Regions from separate parts of the Homo sapiens genome. Here all the other regions are linked to region 1. The links are chromatin loops, found by intact Hi-C in ENCODE. Cell type or tissue: CD4-positive, alpha-beta T cell. All regions are shown on one strand. Region 1 overlaps PSD4 (pleckstrin and Sec7 domain containing 4). Region 2 overlaps LINC02966 (long intergenic non-protein coding RNA 2966). Region 3 overlaps LINC02966 (long intergenic non-protein coding RNA 2966).

What was found. A loop is a pair of places that touch in the nucleus more often than their neighbours do. Peaks named below come from ENCODE experiments on the same cell type or tissue, not always from the same donor. Only the 100,000 strongest peaks of a DNase experiment are listed, where the experiment ranks them.
Region 2: it touches region 1 in a loop (7-fold over the local background); 83 of 110 quality-filtered maps call a loop at or near these places.
Region 3: a loop joins it to region 1, with 5 times the contacts of the local background. A loop is called at or near these places in 78 of 110 quality-filtered maps.

The regions. Positions count from the first base shown.
Region 1 is chr2:113,202,558-113,205,057 of GRCh38, reverse strand. PSD4 (pleckstrin and Sec7 domain containing 4) reads right to left here. Exons shown (of 17, transcript NM_012455.3): 17 at 1-2,500. Among named protein-coding and RNA genes, the nearest start is that of PSD4, 30 kb to the right of the region's middle. RefSeq lists enhancers at 734-783, 1,124-1,173. In CD4-positive, alpha-beta T cell, CTCF peaks have their summits at 752 and 957; a DNase peak (open chromatin) is centred at 947; H3K27ac peaks cover 849 bases.
Region 2 is chr2:113,369,685-113,372,184 of GRCh38, reverse strand. All of the region lies in intron 2 of LINC02966 (long intergenic non-protein coding RNA 2966), which reads right to left. LOC107985936 (a long non-coding RNA gene) reads left to right here. Exons shown (of 2, transcript XR_001739651.2): 2 at 1,421-1,793. Among named protein-coding and RNA genes, the nearest start is that of LINC02966, 46 kb to the right of the region's middle. In CD4-positive, alpha-beta T cell, CTCF peaks have their summits at 1,286 and 1,488 (motif pointing right); a DNase peak (open chromatin) is centred at 1,484.
Region 3 is chr2:113,389,147-113,391,646 of GRCh38, reverse strand. All of the region lies in intron 2 of LINC02966 (long intergenic non-protein coding RNA 2966), which reads right to left. Among named protein-coding and RNA genes, the nearest start is that of ZNG1B, 47 kb to the left of the region's middle. In CD4-positive, alpha-beta T cell, CTCF peaks have their summits at 960 and 1,167 (motif pointing right); a DNase peak (open chromatin) is centred at 1,166; H3K4me3 peaks cover 531 bases.

The DNA.
Region 1 (2,500 bases):
AGGCGGAGGTTGCAGTGAGCTGAGATCGCACCATTGCACTCCAGCCTGGGCAACAGAGCGAGACTCTGTCTCAAAAAAAAAAAAAAGTTGCACTGCACATTCACAAAAAGCCACTCTCCTTGGCTGCATTGGAGACCCTGTATGATCTGGCCTCAGGCCACCCTGACGGCCCTGTTTCCCTCTGCCCCCCTCACCCCGACCCTCCAGTCCTGCTCCTTCCAACCCCGACACATTCCATATGTCTCCGTCTCCTGAAGACTCAGACCCTCCTAAGGAAAAAGGTGCGGGTCTTGGTGATCTTTTTATCTACCCTGGTGCCTGGCAAGCAACAAACAAATATCATCAGCAGAAAGCCAGGCTCAGCTGAGATCATGAGAGCCCAGGAAGCAGTTATATCAGGAGTAACAACCTGGGTCACAGCAGGCCCAGGACCCTGGAAGCTGAGCTCCCCTATATGGGAAAGGAAGAACTAAAGCCAAACTTCAAGTGCCCTTCCAGAGCCTGAGCTCATCACTGAGAACCTCTGTCTGTCCCTTCTCCTGCAAAGAGAAGGACACAGGTGGGAGAGGAGCATGGGGTGGGAACAAGGTCAGACATAGGCCTGTGGTGGTTTGATCTGTTCCATACCTAGGATGGGGACTGGAGCCTGCTCAGCTTTCACCTTCCAGCGTTACCTGGAGCAACCCTGTGGGGAGCTGTAGGCTGTCCCCATAGACTTCTGAGATGTCTTTCTTTCTCTCCATCTGCAGGAAGATGTCAGAGCCCCAGTCTTTTCCCTAGGAGAGGCTTCCCTAGATGGTGGGAGTCCTGGCCCAGGCCACTGTGGGTTTTACGAAGTTGAAGGTCCTGGTTCGGTGATGGCACAGGGGCACACATAATAACTTCCTGCCTTTCAGGGAGCACAGCTCAGCTCCACAGCAGGACACCTGAGCAGCCAGAAGCTAGAAAGATGCAAGCCTGCCTCCAAGTGGTCACATGTCATAACTGCAGCCCACAACCCAGACCCTCCAGGCAGAGGTGCCTGGGCAGCATTGACTATGGCAGGCCAGGCAGCCACCATCATCTGGCTCTGAAGATTCCACGTGCTCAGGTGAAAGAGAGGTGCCGGTTCTACATGAGCAAAGGAGCATCAAAGTGTCACACACACATGCATTCAGACTTTCACCTTTTATCATGGTTTTAGAAATAAGGATGCATAGGCCAGGTGTGGTGGTTCACGCCTGTAATCCCAGCACTTTGGGGGGCCGAGGCAGGCAGACTACCTGAGGTCAGGAGTTCGAGACCAGCCTAGCCAACATGACGAAACCCCATCTCTACTAAAAATACAAAAAATAGCCGGGCGTGGTGGCACACGCCTGTAATCCTAGCTACTTGGGAGGCTGAGGCAGGAGAATCGCTTGATTCAGTGGAGGTTGCAGTCAGCCAAGATCACACCATTGCACTCCAGCCTGGGTTACAAGAGCGAAACTCCGTCTCCAAAAAAAAAAAAAAAAAAAAAAAAAAAAAAGGATGCATGTTCAGTGAGGTCAAATAACCTACTCCACTTAGTTTGTAAGCATCAGTCTTGGGCCAAAAGTCATGTCCACTTGATGCTGGGATTCCACTTCAATCAAATGAGGCAATTGGACTCTACTGCAGCTAACTGCTACTTACACATCAGAATTACCCAAGGAGCTTTAAACATATTTATCTATCCCTCTGACCCAGGCTGACTGAATCAGCATCCCTGGGTGTGGGCTGGGAATGTGTCTTTTCAGCACACTTCCCCAGCAAGATAAAAGTGCCTCTGTAAACTGAGAGCAGGAAACCAGTGGGCAAGATTGTCAACTCATGGAGTCAGGGACATGTTTAATTCATTTGTGAATCCCCTGGTACTGGCACATAGAAAGCGTCCCATATTATCTGCAAAATGAATGAATGAATAAATGAGCAAGTAGGTGAATGAATGATTCTGAGGTCTCCTCCAGCTTTGATGGCCTATGACCGTGTGACTCCTGCATATGCATGAACACACAGACACAGACACTACACACATGCACAGACACACATACACACTTGGAGCAAAGAGGGATGAAGCCTGCCACACTGCAGGTGGTCCTAGCTGCCTGACCTCCCTTCCTCACACACTGACACACCTCCCTCTTTGTTGACCTGTTATTTATTGTGCACCCATTGGGTGCATGGCCTAGCCCTAGGCCCTGGCCGGAGACCCAAACATGGCCTCCAAGGGCCAACCTTACTTTGTGGAGGTGCAAGCCCCAGAGCTGGTTACAAGCATGGGAAGGGAGGAGGGTGGCCTAGCAGGAAGGCTGGGGAGGCAGTGTGTCAGCCGGCAGGCAGCAGCGGGTAGCAGAGGCCCCCTCTTGGCGGGCAGCCTACTTGCACACTTGGCTGAACAGAGACAATGGTGGCTGGTCCCTCCGGCCCAGCCTCCTTCCTACAGGCAGAGCCCCAAGTCCATGAGTCTCCGGAACCTCCCTCAGAGAACAAGCCCAGCTGG
Region 2 (2,500 bases), 170 kb before region 1:
GCCCTTCCAATCTGTGCCCTTTCTGCAGCTGTCTTCCCTCCATTGTCATAAATACAATCATGCAGCCAAGTGAGTCCAGACTCAGCCAGCTCTTTCTCATCCATACCCAGGGCTCTGCAATCTGCTTTCTTCTCCTTCTCCCTTTGTAGCCCATAATTGTGATGATCTGCCCCACACACCAAAGTCCACTGTCTCAGAACCTCACCCCAGACCCTCTGGGGGCCCTTGCCTTAACAGTCAGCTTCTCACTGACCACCCTCAGCTGAGGCTGAGGTTCCCTGACACATAGCAGTTCTCTGCTCTGGTGGTGCCCTAGAATCACTTGAAAAGATTGGACAAAACACTGAGGCCCGGCTGGGCGCGGTGGCTCACGCCTGTAATCCCAGCACTTTGGGAGGCCGAGGTGGTTGGATTACGAGGTCAGGAGATCGAGATCATCCTGGCTAACACGGTGAAACCCAGTCTCTACTGAAAATACAAAAAATTAGCCGGCTGTGGTGGCGGGAGCCTGTAGTTCCAGCTACTCGGGAGGCTGAGGCAGGAGAATGGCGTGAACCCGGGAGGTGGAGCTTGCAGTGAACTGAGATCACGCCCCTGCACTCCAGCCTGGGCGACAGAGCGAGACTCCGTCTCAAAAACAAAAACAAAAACAAACAAACAAAAAACACTGAGGCCTGGGCCTCATTTGCAGCTCTTCTGATTTAACTGCTCATGAGTAGGGCCCAGGCAACAGGATTTTGTAAAATTCCCCAGATGATTCTAAGGTGCAGTGATACAGTGTGAGTCTCTGCTCACAATTTCTGGGGAAGCTCCAAGCATGGCCCTTTGCACATGCTTGTTGCGTTTAAGGAAAAGTCCACACACAAATGCAAAGAGCTTCACGAGGCACTTCAAACTAGTGTCCCTTTTCTTCAATCCTCTCAGTGGTTTCCATGGCACCTGGAGTGGCCTAGAAGGCAGTGTCTGTGACTTGGCCCCTGTCTGCCTCTCCTTCCACATCTGGAAGCACTCTCCTATTGCAGACCATGAGGCATCCCCCCGGCCTTCATTCTGCTCCCTTATCCTGGTGACTTCCATCGCAAGCCTGACTTCTGTGCATCAGTCAGCCTGGGCTTAAACATCCCAGGCTACCCCAACTGAAACAGGTCTCCTCCCCAGTCACTCCATTGCATCATTTTGCTTCATTGTCATAGTATTTCGCACTATCTGAAATTACTTTGTTTTTTATCTGTATAAATTTTTTATTGCCCATCTTACATCCCCCTCCCCTCCAACACACACACACATATCCAGTAAAGTAAGCCTCAAGAGGACAATTCTGTCTGTTCTTTCATGTCTGTATCCCAGTACCTACTGCCTGGGAGTACACCTGGAGCTCAGCAAACATTCACTGACTAAATGGTTGCATTTTCCCCAGCAGGATGTACAGACGAAAAAAGACCAGAGGATATCAAATCTCACCACAAGGTGGGAGCATGCGTCCAGTCAATCGAGAGATCCTCTGTGCTGCGCACTGAGAGCACTCGGAGAGAAATCGTCAACGTGAGGCGCCTCTGGCTTTCCATCCTTCCATATCTGTCTAATTAACTCACATGCTAAGAAGACCAGCCATCAAGCCAGACAAGGAAGCTGGGACTTCAAATTTCCCCTACCTAGCCTCAACTATTCTCCCTTTATGATGGGCACATTAATATTCTTCCAAAATATCAGCATCATTTTGCAACTGGCTACAAAATACTTTAAAAGGAAAGATTCCACATGTTCCAGAAATAAAGTGCTTGAAATACTTTTGACGATGAGGATAAAACCCGTGTTTTAAGAGGAAGTTAGCTAAGGCTGGAGAGTTGGAACCCTCTGGCTTACTGATATTTATTGATCAATTACTGTATGCCCAAACATGTTGTGTAATAGTTGATCAGTAACTACTAAGTATAAACAAACTTTGACACTCCTTACCACAAATGGGCTTTAATAATAACAAACTAGTGAAGTTGGTTGGGCACAGTGGTTCACGCCTATAATCCCAGCACTCTGGGAGGCCGAGGAGGGTGGGTCACAAGGTGAGGAGTTCAAGACCAGCCTGGCCAGGTCTTTTGTATTTTTTGTAAAATACAAAAAATTAGCCAGGCATGGTGGTGGGCGCCTGTAATCCCAGCTACTCGGGAGGCTGAGACAGAGAATTGCCTGAACCCAGGAGGCAGAGGTTGCAGTGAGCCGAGATCATGCCACTGCGCTCCAGCCTGGGCAACAGAGCAAGACTCCATCTCAAAATAAAAATAAAAGTAAATTGGTAAAGTCCTTTTTTTATATAGATTTTTCCCATGTGTCTGGGAAGACAAAATGAACATTTGAAACATGAAGCAGTAAAGTGCTCAAATTTGGTAGTTTGAACAATTAAAAGTTAGGGTAACTGTAGTATGCTGTTGAAGTATGCTGAATGAAGTATGCTGTTGAAGTATGCTGAATAAAGAAGAGAGCAAGCAACTTGGAGAAAGAAAAT
Region 3 (2,500 bases), 190 kb before region 1:
GAGGGATAGCATTGGGAGATATACCTAATGCTAGATGACGAGTTAGTGGGTGCAGCGCGCCAGCATGGCACATGTATACATATGTAACTAACCTGCACATTGTGCACAAGTACCCTAAAACTTAAAGTATAATAATAATAAATTTTAAAAAAAGAAGTTACACGATGAAATTTTCAGTATCTAGAGGTATGAGAAATAAATGCATACCTAATTTTGAGAAATCCTGACTCTGAGAAGCACTTCTGCAGTCCCAGTAAAAACAAAGTAGCAGCAGCCCTGCTGAGGTGATGCTGGGCTCATTCTCCATGGGAAAGACTGTGCAAGTCTGCAGCAACAGGTTATGAGTGTGGCAGCCCCAGAACAAGGGCACGTTGGAGACAGGGTGTAGCTAGGGAAATTGCGTGGTGCACATTTGAGGGTAGCAAATTATTTCTATGAGGCTCATATTGTTAGCAAGGAAGGACTTTTTTTTTTTTTTTTGAGATGGAGTCTCACTCTGTCGCCCAAGCTGGAGTGCAGTGGCAGTGATCTCAGCTCACTGCAACCTCGCCTCCCGGGTTCAAGCGATTCTCCTGCCTCAGCCTCCCGAGTAGCTGGGACTACGGGTGCGTGCTACCACACCCAGCTAATTTTTGTATTTTTAGTAGAGACGGGGTTTCACCATGTTGGCCTGGATGATCTCGCTCTCATGACCTCGTGATCCGCCCGCCTTGGCCTCCCAAAGTGCTGGGATTATAGACTTGGGCCACAGCGCCTGGCCGCAAGGAAGGACTTGTAATGCCCACCCTCCTAGTTCCATACAAACACACACATGCACACTCGCTAGGTCCAAAGAGTGTGATGAGGGGAAAATAGAGACATAGTTGCAGCGTCTGGATTAGGGCTGAGCCAGCAGGAAACATTAATCAGGGCATCAGGAAACCAGAGTTCTATTCTAAGCTCAGTTTGTAACGTCTTTGTGGACTTGAGCAAGTCACTTTCCTATTCTAAACCTTGTTTTATTTCCTTTGCAAATGAGGAAGTTGAAATACGTGATCTCAAAGATTCCTCCCAGTTCTTCACCTCATGAGACAAATGTAAATCAAGTAACATTCGCTATTGTGATTAGAAAAACTGCATTTACACAGGTTAGCCACTAGATGGGGACGTGCGATTGTTACGTGGCTGAAGGTTTCCTGTATTTCTTTATTTTTTATTTGGCCGCTAGAGGGCACGCCTGCCCTGCACTTAAAGCTGACTACTTTTAAGGAAAGACAAAGGAATTCTTGGATTTCTCCATTTTCCTCATCACCTGTGCTTATCAGAGAATTCCAGGGGCAAGCTACCCTTTCCAATTCATCACTAATTTATAAACAAAATAAGGAGTAAGGAATGCTTCTTACTTACTTCCTATAACATATTTAAGAATGAATGCTCAAAACGAAAGTAATTTATTTAAAACTTGTGTTGAGTCATTATGACTGCAAAATTTTTGCTCATGTTTTTCATATGCTATTCACTTGCAAATTATTAGAACTCTACATGTTCTGTTCATCTCAGCATTATTTATAACAGGGAAAAATTAGACACTAGCCAAAAATCTAAAAACGGGACAGTAAGGAAAAAGCAAATGGTTCTTTTAATCATCATCACTAAAAGTGGTTGTGACTTAAAATAATGACATAAAAGATGCTTCTACATTGTTGAGTAAAACATCAAGATAAATTTAAAATTATATTTCAAGCTTAACATATTCATTTAAAAAGAGAAAAGAAATTTTAGAGAGTTTATCTTGTTGGATTATCAGATGTTATTTTTCTCTTTTTAATGCCATATACTTTTCAAATTTTCAGTGGACTGGTATTACTTTTGTATTTAAAAAAGAAAAATATAAGGAAAAAGAAACCTGTCATGCACTTTCTAGTGGATTTTACTTACCAGTCATCTCTGTGTTTCTGGCATCAGCAAACTGAGCCAGAAACTCAGTGCCTCCCATTTCTTTTTTTTTTTTTAGATGGAGTCTTGCTCTGTCACCCAGGCTAGAGTGCAGTAGCTCAAACTTGGCTTGCTGCAACCTCTGCCTCCCGGGTTCAAGTGATTCTTCTGCCTCAGCCTCCCAAGTAGCTGGGATTACAGGTGCCCGTCACCGCACCCGGCTAATTTTTGTATTTTAGTGGAGATGGGGTTTCACCATCTTGACCAGGCTGGTCTCGACTCCTGACCTTGTGATCCACCCGCCTTGGCCTCCCAAAGTGCTGGGATTAACAGGCGTGAGCCACTGCGCCAGGCCGAATGCCTCCCATTTCTTGTATTCACCTTAAAAACTCCTGCAATGAAGGACTCCCTCCTCCCTCATCTAACCTATTATGTGTGTCGTGAGTTCTGACTATGATATCATTCCTGATGTGAAACCGAAGTCTCTCTAAGTCCATCCATTGGTTCAGTTCTGCCTTCTGACAGAGTCCACACCAGACTTCACATTTCTCCCAATCTTCTTTGTCCTACAAGGGCTTTCTATTCT